2 separate regions of the Homo sapiens genome follow, and region 2 is linked to region 1. The links are chromatin contacts, found by Hi-C or POLR2A ChIA-PET in ENCODE. All regions are on one chromosome and are shown on one strand. The core of a region is the stretch at or near the end of the contact, and the rest is flanking DNA. Distances in the headings are between cores, read along the strand shown. Region 1 holds the start of RPL13A (ribosomal protein L13a). Region 2 overlaps PRR12 (proline rich 12).

Region 1 (5,583 bases), core at 1,684-4,183:
TTAGTAGAGATGGGGTTTCACCATATTGGCCAGGCTGATCTCGAACTCCTGACCTCGTGATCTGCCCGCCTTGACCTCCCAAAGTGATAGGATTACAGCCATGAGCCGCCCTGCCCAACTAATACCTGATATTAATTTTATTGTATCTCACCCAGCATGGTGGCTCACACCTGTAACTCCTTGGCAGATCGCTTGAGCCTAAGAGTTCAAGACCAGCTTGGGCAACATGGTGAAACCCCGTCTCTACTAAAAATATAAAAATGAGCTGGGCATGGTGGCGTGCACCCGTAATCCCAGCTAACTCAGGAGGCTGAGGCAGGAAGAATGGCTTGAACCCGGGAGGCAGAGGCTGCAGTGAGCTGAGATCATGCCACTGCATTCCAGCCTGAAACAGAGCAAGACTGTCTCAAAAGAAGTTTAAGTCCAGCCTCAAACTCCTGGACTCAAGTGATCCTCCTGCCTCAGCCTCCTGAGTAGTGCACCGGCCCCATCTCAAGTGTTCAGTATTCACATGTGGCTTGTTACTCCCGTATTAAAGAGCAAAAATAGAGAACGTTTCTTTTTCTTTTTTTTCTTTTTTTTTTTTTTTTTGAGATGGGAGTTTCGCTCTTGTCGCCCAGGCTGGAGTGCAATGGCACGATCTTGGCTCACCGCAACCTCTGCCTCCCAGGTTCAAGCGATTCTCCTGCCTCAGCCTCCCAAGTAGCTGGGATTACAGACATGCACCACCATGCCTAGCAAATTTTGTTTTTGTTTTTGTTTTTTTCTTTTGAGACAGACTTTTGCTTTTATTGCCAAGGCTGGAGTGCAATGGTGCAATCTCGACTCACTGCAACCTCCGCCTCCCGGGTTCAAGCAATTCTCCTGCCTCAGCTAATTTTGTAGTTTTAGTAGAAACGGTTTCTCCATGTTAGCTAGGCTGGTCTCAAACTCCCAACCTCAGGTGATCCGCCCGCCTCGACCTCCTAAAGTGCTGGAATTACAGGCGTGAGCCACTGTGCCTGGCCCTAATTTTGTATTTTTAGTAGAGATGGGGTTTCTCCCTGTTGGTCAGGCTGGTCTCAAACTCCCAACCTAAGGTGATCCACCAGCCTCAGCCTCCCAAACTGCTGGGATTATAGGCATGAGCCACCGCGCCCGGGGAAATATAGGGAACATTTCTATCATGGCCACGTTCTCTTGGACAGCAATGCCCTAGCACATAGTAAGCGCTTGCTGGGAATGGAGTTGTTTTGGGCATAAATCTGTGGCCCGCCCCAAGCTAAGCTACTTTCCCTCTCCTCTCTCAGCGGAGCCTTAAACAACGCAGTGAGACAGACATCTATCATCCCATTTTACAGGGGAGGATACTGAGGCACACAGAGGGGAGTCACCAGCCAGAGGATGCATAGCCTGGACACAGAGGAAGTTGGCTAGAGGCCGGTCCCTTCCTTGGGCCCCTCTCATTCCCTCCCCAGAATGGAGGCAACGCCAGAATCCAGCACCGGCCCCATTTACCCAACTCTGTACAAAGCCCTTGTCCCCATGAAATTGTATATAAATCATCCTTTTCTACCAGCTCTGGCCAGGTCTGTCTATGGATGGGTGTGAATGGGGTAGTTTTGATTTCAGAATCTTGGTTTTTGAATTGCAATGCAATGTTTCATTCAATACGTGTTTTCTGAGGTCCCCTGGAGCCCCGGGCCGGCGCTGGGCAATGTCAGAGCCTGGATTTGAGTCAGAACCAGCCCAGGTGCCCCAGGTCTCCTTGGCTATGGACGAGAAGACAAGGGATTCAGCGAGCCTGGGTGCAGGATGCCATAGGCTACTATGGAGATAAAACAGAGGCAGTGTGAGGGGCAACTCACCCAGGCAGGGAGAGCAGAGAGGCTTTCCAGAGCCAAATGGCATTGCGATGGTGACAAGCCAGATTTGGAGGGGGTGGGGAGGGCATCCTGGGCAAGGGACCCAGCTGAAGCAAAGGCCGACAGTCCAGAAAGTGAGAAGTTCCTCTGAGGAACGCTCAGTGGATTGGTGCAGCCAGGCAACTAGAAGCCATTCCTTGATCCACTCTTAGAGCCCCTGGGGAAGACCACCTCCATCTGTTTTACAGATGGATAAACTGAGGCCCAGATAAGGCCAAGGGTTTCTCCAGGTCACAGTGAAGTCGACCAGACACAGGAATCCAAATCTCTAAGCCTAGAATGGGCAAGGCTCCGGGGCTCACGCCGGTAATCCCAGCACTTTGGGAGGCCGAAACGGGAGGATCGCTTGAGCCCAGGAGTTCGAGATCAGCCTGGCCAACATGTCAGACTCCCCCCGTTCCCGGGCCACAACAAAATATATATATATATATATATTAGCCAGGCATGGTGGCGCGCCCCTGTAGTCCAAGTTACTCGAGAGGCTGAGGCAGGAGGATCCCTTGAGCCCAGGAAGTGGAGGCTGCGGTGAGCCATGATCGCCCCACAGCACTCTGGTGTGGACAACACAGCGAGACCCTGTCTCACAAAATAAAGTAAGCCCGGACTGAGTGCGGAAAGGCGGGCCTGGCGGGTCTGGTCTCCCCATGCGGGCCACCAGAGGCCCTGCAGCCTTCAGTCGCTTGAAGGGGTAATGGCGCTTCCACTCACAAACATGGCGGACAGAGCGTGTGAACGAGATGAACAGCCCCTCAAAAATATGGCCGCCGAGGCTGGACGGCCGTGCCCCAGCAGCACCGCCTCCGCGCCCCACGTGATCTCTCGCCGGGCACAGCGCTGACCGCGGAGGTCCAACCGGAAGAATGTCCGGATTGGACATTCGGAAGAGGGCCCGCCTTCCCTGGGGAATCTCTGCGCACGCGCAGAACGCTTCGACCAATGAAAACACAGGAAGCCGTCCGCGCAACCGCGTTGCGTCACTTCTGCCGCCCCTGTTTCAAGGGATAAGAAACCCTGCGACAAAACCTCCTCCTTTTCCAAGCGGCTGCCGAAGATGGCGGAGGTGCAGGTATGGGCTCCGCGCGGGCCGGGGCGGCAAGGGGCCGGGTGGGATCCAGGCCGGAATGGGGTCGCACCCTCTCTGTCTTGCATGTTTTGCGGAGCTTAACATCCATAATGAAGCAAAATGGAAGTCTTTTGGGATAAGGGGAATCTGTAGGAAATGCCGCGGCTCTCTTTAGGCCTAGGGTTGGCTACAATGTGGCATTTCCTTCTCGAGGCGAGGGTGATAGAGCTTCCAGCACAGGACAGGTATTTTGCAACTAGATTTTGCTTACCTTGAACTCGGGTAGTGGGTGGGGGCCCTGGGGTAGAGTCTTGGCCGAATTGGACCCTTGTGTGTCCTCAGCGATGAGGAACACGCGGAAGTGTGGCCGGGCGGTCTCGGGGCAATGAGAAACTGAGTTTTGGCCAAAATGGAAGGTATTTTTATCCCGCTCAGTGCGCGGGCTACTTTGATTTCACGTGGAGGTGTTAATCGGGGTCCCCTGCAGCTCCGGTTCTTTTAATTCTCAATGCCTTTCTGCGGGGGGTCGAGAGCTGTTGGCTGCGGGGCACTCTGGAATGAACTCGTTTTCCGTCGTTTTGGGGATTGGCGATTGTCCTGAGGCGTGTTACTGGAAGTCGAGAGCTGTGATGAATGGTTCCACAAGGATGGGACATCTTTTGGGCCTGACACCTGGGGGCCCTTTCCCTGGCTCCTGGTGTAGCTACTTAAGTATAAAGGAGGGATTGGCCCTGGAAAGGTTTCTTTGTGAGTAGTCTGTTGTTGGGGCGGGTGACATTTCAGAGCCAGGCCGATCTAGGCAAGTTGTGTTCACCAAGCATGTGTCTTTGTGCCTAGCACAGTTCGCAATGTTTTGCGTAGTTCAGTTAACCATATTCCTGAGGCAGTTACTGGTATCCTTGTTTTACAGAGGAGGAAATTAAATTGGAATTGGTGATTTTGGGCCAAGGTCACGACTTCAGGAAGTCTGTCTGGATTTTAGAGTCTTTGTACCAACGCTTACAAAGCATGTGTAACAACCAGTGTGTGCTTCATGCTTTTGCATTAAAACAATGAGGATTTCTACTTTTAGTGTTTTTTCTGAGACGGAGTCTCGCTGTGACACCCAGGCTGGAGTGCAATGGTGCGATCTTGGCTCATTGCAACCTCTGCTTCCCAAGTTCAAGTGATTCTCCTGCCTCAGCTTCCCGAGTACCTGGGACTGCAGGTGCCTGCCACGACGCTTGGCTAATTTTTGTGTTTTTAGTAGAGACAGGGTTTCACCATATTGGCCAGGATGGTCTCGAACTCCTGACCTCAACTGATCTGCCCACCTAGGCCTCTCAAAGTGCTGGGATTACAGGCGTGAGCCCCTGTGCCCGGCCAGGATTTCTACTCCGGAGGAAGCTGAGGTTCGGTGCCTGAGCAGTTTACCGGGGAAAGCAGAGTGCTCTATAGCAGAGCTAGCATGGGCTTTTGACTACTCTGCCTAATCTCATCCCACCTGAAATTCGGTTTTCTTCCAAATTAAATTTGTGGTAGAAACATCCTATACATTAGAAGAGAATTAGATTGTGTTAACATCCTACAATTGATTGGCCACAGTGGCTCAAGCCTGTAATCCGAGCATTTTGGAAGGCCGAGGCACACGGTTCACTTGAAGCGAGGAGTACAAGAGCAGCCTAGGCAACATGGCAAAACCCTGACTCAACAAAAAAAAAAGTACAAAAATTAGCTGCGTGTGGTGGTGCGCGCCTGTAGTCCCAGCTACTCATGAGGCTGAGGTGGGAGGATAGCTTGATCCTGGGAGGTCACAGGATCACAGGACAGCCTGTGCAACAGCGAGACCCTGTCTCAAAACCAAATCCTACAGTTTATTAGTTACAAGGTCTTGTAACTGGGTAGTCAGTGGGCAGAGCCTTGCTGGTCTTCGTTCAAATCCAATTGCTTTGCAAAATACAATCTGAGCATAAAATACTCATAGAAGAACTCAGATATGAGGGGAGTTTGGGCCTCTTAAACTGCTCACTCACTGATCCTGAGGCAGCCTTGCTTTCTCAGTCCCTGTTCCTCATCTGTAGAACGGGGCTCCGTGCATAGTTCCCAGCTCTGATGGCTGGGTGCAAGGCACGCTGTTGGCACGGTAGGACAAAAGAAGGGAATGCTTGCTTGTGAGGACAATCAAAGGCTGTCCTTGTCTCTGAGTCCTTTTGCCCTTGTCTCCCACAGGTCCTGGTGCTTGATGGTCGAGGCCATCTCCTGGGCCGCCTGGCGGCCATCGTGGCTAAACAGGTACTGCTGGGTAAGTCGCTGCTCGTGGCCCCTCTGTCATGGGCCCCCGCTGGAGGTCAGTGATGAGCAACATTCACCATCTTTCGTTTGAGTCTCACGGCCATGAGATCAACCCCATGCACCGCTCTGAGACCTGCCAGCCACTCTTCCCCAGGGTTGGGGACTCCAGGCTCAAGAAGTAATTATGTATTAGGCTAGTTTTTCATTTAAACAGGAACTTAGCTCTGGCAAGTACTGCGCTGTGTCTGGAGGGTGACTGCATAGGCAGTGGTGGGACCCTCAGGCGGCTCGGCCCTGCTAAGCCTTTCCCTCCCTCTAGGCCGGAAGGTGGTGGTCGTACGCTGT
Region 2 (5,583 bases), core at 1,468-3,967, 130 kb after region 1:
TGGCAGGTGCCTGTAATCCCAGCTACTTGGGAGGCTGAGGCAGGACAATCACTTGAACCCAGGAGGCAGAGATTTCAGTGAGCTGAAATCACGTCACTGTACTCCACCCTAGGCGAAACTCTATCTAAAAAAAAAAAAAGGCCGGGCGCGGTGGCTCACGCCTGTAATCCCAGCACTTTGGGAGGCAGAGGCGGGCGGATCATGAGGTCAGGAGATCGAGACCATCCTGGCTAACGCGGTGAAACCCCGCCTCTACTAAAAATACAAAAAAATAGCCGGGCGTGGTGGCGGGCGCCTGTGGTCCCGGCTACTCGGGAGGCTGAGGCAGGAGAATGGCGTGAACCCGGGAGGCGGAGCTTGCAGTGAGCCGAGGTCGCGCCACTGCACTCCAGCCTGGGCGACAGAGCGAGACTCCGTCTCAAAAAAAAAAAAAAAAAAAAAAAAAACAGGCCGGGCACAGTGGCTCACCCCTGTAATCCCAGCACTTTGGGAGGCCCAGGCGGGCGGATCATGAGGTCAAGAGATCGAGACCATCCTGGCCAACATGGTGAAACCCCGTCTCCACTAAAAATACAAAAATTAGCTGAGCGTGGTGGCATGTGCCTCTAGTCCCAGCTATTCGGGAGGCTGAGGCAGGAAATCACTTGAACTCAGGAGATGGAGGTTGCAGTGAGCCGAGATTGCGCCACTGCACTCCAGCCTGGCGACAGAGCAAGACTCTGTCTCAAAAAAAAAAAAAAAAAAAGCTTGCTAGTGAGCTCCCCAGGTCAAGTCTCCAATCAGCTGTGGGTATGGAACCATTGAGTAGGAGGCTGTGGGCCAGGCCACTTTTCTAGTAATCGGCAGTTGGCATGGTCAGTGATATGAGTGACATGATGAGAGGCAGGATGGGTGGGGCTTGGGGATTGACTGGCCCTGTTTGGGGAACGGGCAAGGCTGAAGTCAGGGTGAGGCCTGATGACTGGGTGTGGGGTGGGGATGCTGGGAGGAAAAGTGGTTTGATGGAAGGTACCAAGCCCAGTGAGAATGTGCTAGCCAGAGGGTCTGATCCCAGCTACAGTGTCAACAGCTTCCTGAGAGGTCACCAACACCGGGAGTGGGAGGGGGCAGAGGTAGGGGTGGTCTCCTTGGGCTGACAAGATGCTCCAATGGCTTCCTCAAGCTGCTGCTTTTTCTTTTTGAGACAGGGTCTTGCTCTGTTGCCCAGGCCAGAGTGCAGTGCTGTGATCTCAGCTCACTGCAACCTCCACCTCCCGGGTTCAAGTGATTCTCCTTCCTTAGCCTCCCAAGTAGCTGGGAGTACAGGCACGCACTACCACACCTGGCTAATTTTTGTATTTTAGTAGAGGTGGGGTTTCACCATGTAGGCTGGGCTGGTCTCAAACTCCCGACCTCAAGTGATCCCACCTCGGCCTCCCAAAATGTTGGGATTAAAGGTGTGAGCCACTGCACTCAGCCTGGCCCCCCTTTTAAAGACATGTTCCTTCCAGGGACTCTTTTTGGCATCCGTCACCTATTCCAGGAAGCATTCTTGGATTCAGTTTAAATTTGAGGACAAGCGCGGTGGCTCATGCCTATAATCCCAGCACTTTGGGAGGCCGAGGCAGGTGGATCACCTGAGGTCAGGAGTTCAAGACCAGCCCGGCCAACATGGCAAAAACCCCTTCTCTACTAAAAATACAAAAATTAGCCTGGTATCGTAGGTGCCTATAATCCCAGCTACTAAGGAGGCTGAGGCAGGAGAGTCATTTGAACCCAGGAGGCGCAGGTTGCAGTGAGCCGAGATTGCGCCCCTGCACTCTAGCCTGGCTGACTGAGGCTCCATCTCAAAAAAAAAAAAAAAAAAAAAATCTGAGGCCCCTCCTCTAGGCTTCTGTAGTGTCCAGGGAATTGGCATTAGGACATTTATGACTTGTACTATTATTTCTTGTGTCCATATTTCGCGCCTCTGCTGCCCTTTTAGTCCTCAAGGTCACATGCTCAGTGTGACTCACGTCCATCAGTTGCCATCGCCCAGCTGGGGCACACACAAACTGCAGGGTGGTGGTGGTTGGTGTTCAGGTGTTTGTGGGGCAGGGGGAGCAGAGATAGGGAGCCTTCCTGTTGCTCTGTCTTCCCTGCTGTGGACATGCTGGTGAAATGGTCTCAGGTAACCTCACCTGCCTGTTCTTGGCACAGGCCACAAACTCACCCTGTTTTGTTTATTTGCTTGTCTGTCTCATTACCTCTGTTATTACCTGAGAAGGCTTTTTCAGTGTCTTAGACTCCTCAGGTTGCTATACCAGAATACCATAGACTGGGTGGCTTATAAGCAACAGAGATTTGGCTGGGCTTGGTGGATCACGCCTCTAATCCTAGCACTTTGGGAGGCCGAGCCGGGTGGATCACCTGAGGTCGGGAGTTCAAGACCAGCCCGACCAACATGGAGAAACCCCGTCTCTACTAAAAATACAAAATTAGTCGGGTGTGGTGGCGCATGCCTGTAATTCCAGTGTCTCAGGAGGCTGAGGCAGAAGAATCGGCTTGAACCCGGGAGGCGGAGGTCGCAGTGAGCTGAGATTGCGCCACTGCACTCCAACCTGGGCAACAAGAGCAAAACTCCGTCTCAAAAAAAGAAAAAGTAAAAAGAGAATTATGTGGGGGGACAGTCAGACCACAACAGGACGTCTTGCTCACAACCGTACTCTCCTGTCCAGCACAGTAAATAGCAGGCGGTGTTCAAAGATTGTCATTACTCTGAGTCACACAGGAAGTTTTGGGCTTTCACCCCGTAAAGCAATAGTGACTCAAACTCTACAGCCTGAGAACGAGCAGCCCAATCCAGGGTACTGGGTGGGCAGGAGGCGACAGGGTCAAGTTCAAGCTGTACACAGAGCTGAACACATCATGGGGGTAGAAGATATTTGTTGTTGACGTGTCTGCCTTTTCTCTAAGGGGATGGTGAGGGAAGCCAGTGGGCCAGGGCGTAGGGGCAGTAGGTCTAGGAATGAGGGCTGACCCTGCTGGCCTCACCACACCCCTCCTCCTCAGCTGGCGTTGCAGACGGGGCGTGAACCCCCACCCATCTGGCGAGTCCAGAAGGCCCTTCTGCAGAAATTCACTCCGGAGATCAAGGACGGCCAGAGGCAGTTTTGTGCCACCAGTAATGTAAGCCTGCAAAGGGGACCAAGGACTTGGGGGCCCCGGGGCGTGGTATCTAGGAGCTGGGGTTCCCCTTAGTGTGGCTGTGACTCACTCCACAGTGTATCTGGAAGGGGGCCCCCTGCTGCCGGCAGGCTCCAAGCAGCTGCCATGGTGGCCCAGGGCACGGGGGTGTTGGCCATCTGGCTGGGCAGTGTGAAGAATTTCCTCATGTGCCTCTTTCTCCCCATAGTATTTGGGGTATTTTGGGGATGCAAAAAATCGGTACCAGCGCCTCTATGTAAAGTTCCTGGAAAATGTCAATAAGAAGGACTACGTGAGGGTCTGTGCTCGGAAACCCTGGCATCGGCCCCCAGTGCCAGTCAGGTACCAACCATGGGGGACACAGGGGCAGGTAGTATGTAGCGCCGACAGGCATGGGGATGCGGCATGCAAGAGAGAAGGCTGGAGAGTGGGGGGTGGGGACAGAGAGAGGAGACAGAGCCCAGAGAGAGAGGGGGACAGAGACCCGGAGAGAAATAGGGACAGAGACCCAGAGAAGGGGGGATAGAGACCCAGAGACAGGAGGGGAACAGAGACCCAGAGGTGGGGGGACAGAGACCCAGAGATGGGAGAACAGAGAACCAGACGCATGAGGGAGACGGAGACTCAGAAGGAGACAGAGACCCAGAGAAAAAGAGGGACAGAGATGGGGGAGGACAAAGATCCAGAGACAGGGAGACAGAGACCCAGAGACGGGAGGGGACAGAGACTCACAGAAGGCTACAGAGACCTGGGGTGGACAGAGACCCAGAAAGAGGGGGATAGAGACCCAGAGAGGGAGGGGAATAGAGACCCAGAGAGGGAGGGGGTCAGAGACCCAGAGAGGGAGGGGGTCAGAGACCCAGAGAGGGAGGGGGTCAGAGTCCCAGAGAGGGAGGGGGTCAGAGTCCCAGAGAGGGAGGGGGTCAGAGTCCCAGAGAGGGAGGGGAACAGAGACCAGAGAGAGGAGGGGACAGTATGAGAGAAGCTATTCCTGTGCCTAGGGCACTGAGCAGGGACCCTGAGGAGAATTTGGATTATTGGGGGCTGCTGACTACAGTCCCTTCTCTGTTCCCTTCTAGACGCTCTGGGCAGGCCAAGAACCCCGTATCTGCTGGGGGTAGCTCTGCACCTCCCCCTAAGGCCCCAGCACCACCTCCCAAGCCTGAGACCCCTGAAAAGACGACATCTGAGAAGCCCCCAGAGCAGACTCCTGAGACGGCCATGCCTGAGCCCCCTGCCCCCGAGAAGCCCTCCCTCCTGCGGCCTGTTGAGAAGGAAAAGGAGAAGGAGAAGGTGACACGTGGAGAGCGGCCATTGCGGGGTGAGCGGGCCACCAGCGGACGGCAGACACGGCCAGAGCGGAGTCTCGCCACGGGACAACCTGCCACATCCCGGCTGCCCAAAGCCCGGCCTACCAAGGTGAAGGCTGAACCGCCCCCTAAGAAGAGGAAGAAATGGCTGAAGGAGGCAGGCGGCAACGCTACAGCAGGCGGGGGCCCACCAGGCAGCTCCTCGGACTCGGAGTCCTCCCCTGGAGCCCCCAGCGAGGACGGTGAGGCCCTAGGCAGCCTCAGGGCTGCAGGGGTGGGTGGGGAAGGGACACAGGTGAGGGCTGTCCAGAGGGCTCCAGGTAGCCTTGGCAGGACAGTAAGAACCAGTATGTTACAGATAATGGCAGTAGCTCACAGTCACGGGGCATCTCACTACACGACAGGCTGCCTCCTGAGAAGCTGATGGATGTTAACTTGTGTAATTTTCACCCATCCTAGTAGGTAGATACTGTTATCCTCATCTACAGATGAGGAAGCTGAGGCTCCAAGAGAGGGCAGCACAGTCTGTGTTGGGTGCCCAGCAGAGTTGCAACTGAGCCCAGGGTGCCTCGGACTCTGTTCTTCAGTGCTGCGTTCTGCCTCATAATAGGCAAGATTTGAGGGCTGAGGAAGATGTGGGACTAGGCAGCTGTCCTGGAGGCTCTGTGATGGTGGGGTTTCCTGTGAGGCCCTGGGTGACCCTGAGAAAGAGGCATAACCTCTTGTGCCTTAGTGACCTCACCTGTAAAATGGGTTCATAATAGACGAAGCTCATAGGAGAGTGCCAATCTTTAGTAGACACTACCTGTCTACTCCATGTCTGCCCAGCACACTGCCACATCCTCAGTGCTTATGATGATGTCTGGTTAGGCCGGGCACAGTGGCTCGCGCCTGTAATCCCAACACTTTGGGAGGCCAAGGTGGGCGGATCAGCTGAGGTCAGGAGTTCAAGACCAGCCTGACCAACATGGTGAAATCCCGGCTTTACTAAAAAATACAAAAATTAGCCCAGCATGGTGGCGTGTGCCTGTAATCCCAGCTACTCAACGAGGCTGAGGCAGGAGAATCACTTGAACCCGGGAGGCAGAGGTTACGGTGAGCTGAGATC

Evidence for each region. A loop is a pair of places that touch in the nucleus more often than their neighbours do. ChIA-PET counts read pairs that join two places held with the same protein, here RNA polymerase II (POLR2A). Pooled maps may share reads with other maps.
Region 2: a loop to region 1 is called in a pooled map, with 3 times the contacts of the local background. The contact joins the enhancer-like site here to the promoter of RPL13A in region 1. A Hi-C loop is called at or near these places in 1 of 50 pooled maps. POLR2A ChIA-PET finds 5 or more read pairs at or near these places in 5 of 52 experiments (HEK293, K562, MCF 10A and 2 more).

The regions. Positions count from the first base shown.
Region 1 is chr19:49,484,675-49,490,257 of GRCh38, forward strand. It overlaps RPL13A (ribosomal protein L13a), which reads left to right and starts at 2,934. Exons shown (of 8, transcript NM_012423.4): 1 at 2,934-2,970; 2 at 5,176-5,248; 3 at 5,558-5,583. The coding sequence starts at 2,956. It overlaps FLT3LG (fms related receptor tyrosine kinase 3 ligand), which reads left to right. Exons shown (of 9, transcript NM_001459.4): 9 at 1,341-1,557. It overlaps SNORD32A (small nucleolar RNA, C/D box 32A), which reads left to right and starts at 5,292; the gene lies at 5,292-5,373. RefSeq lists enhancers at 2,322-2,821, 2,882-3,001, 2,910-3,514.
Region 2 is chr19:49,611,503-49,617,085 of GRCh38, forward strand. PRR12 (proline rich 12) reads left to right here. Exons shown (of 14, transcript NM_020719.3): 7 at 3,031-3,147; 8 at 3,374-3,507; 9 at 4,245-4,717. Among named protein-coding and RNA genes, the nearest start is that of PRR12, 23 kb to the left of the region's middle. Within about 2 kb of position 2,718, at least 10 of the 41 ENCODE cell types and tissues checked have a DNase peak (open chromatin) inside an H3K27ac peak, as active enhancers do.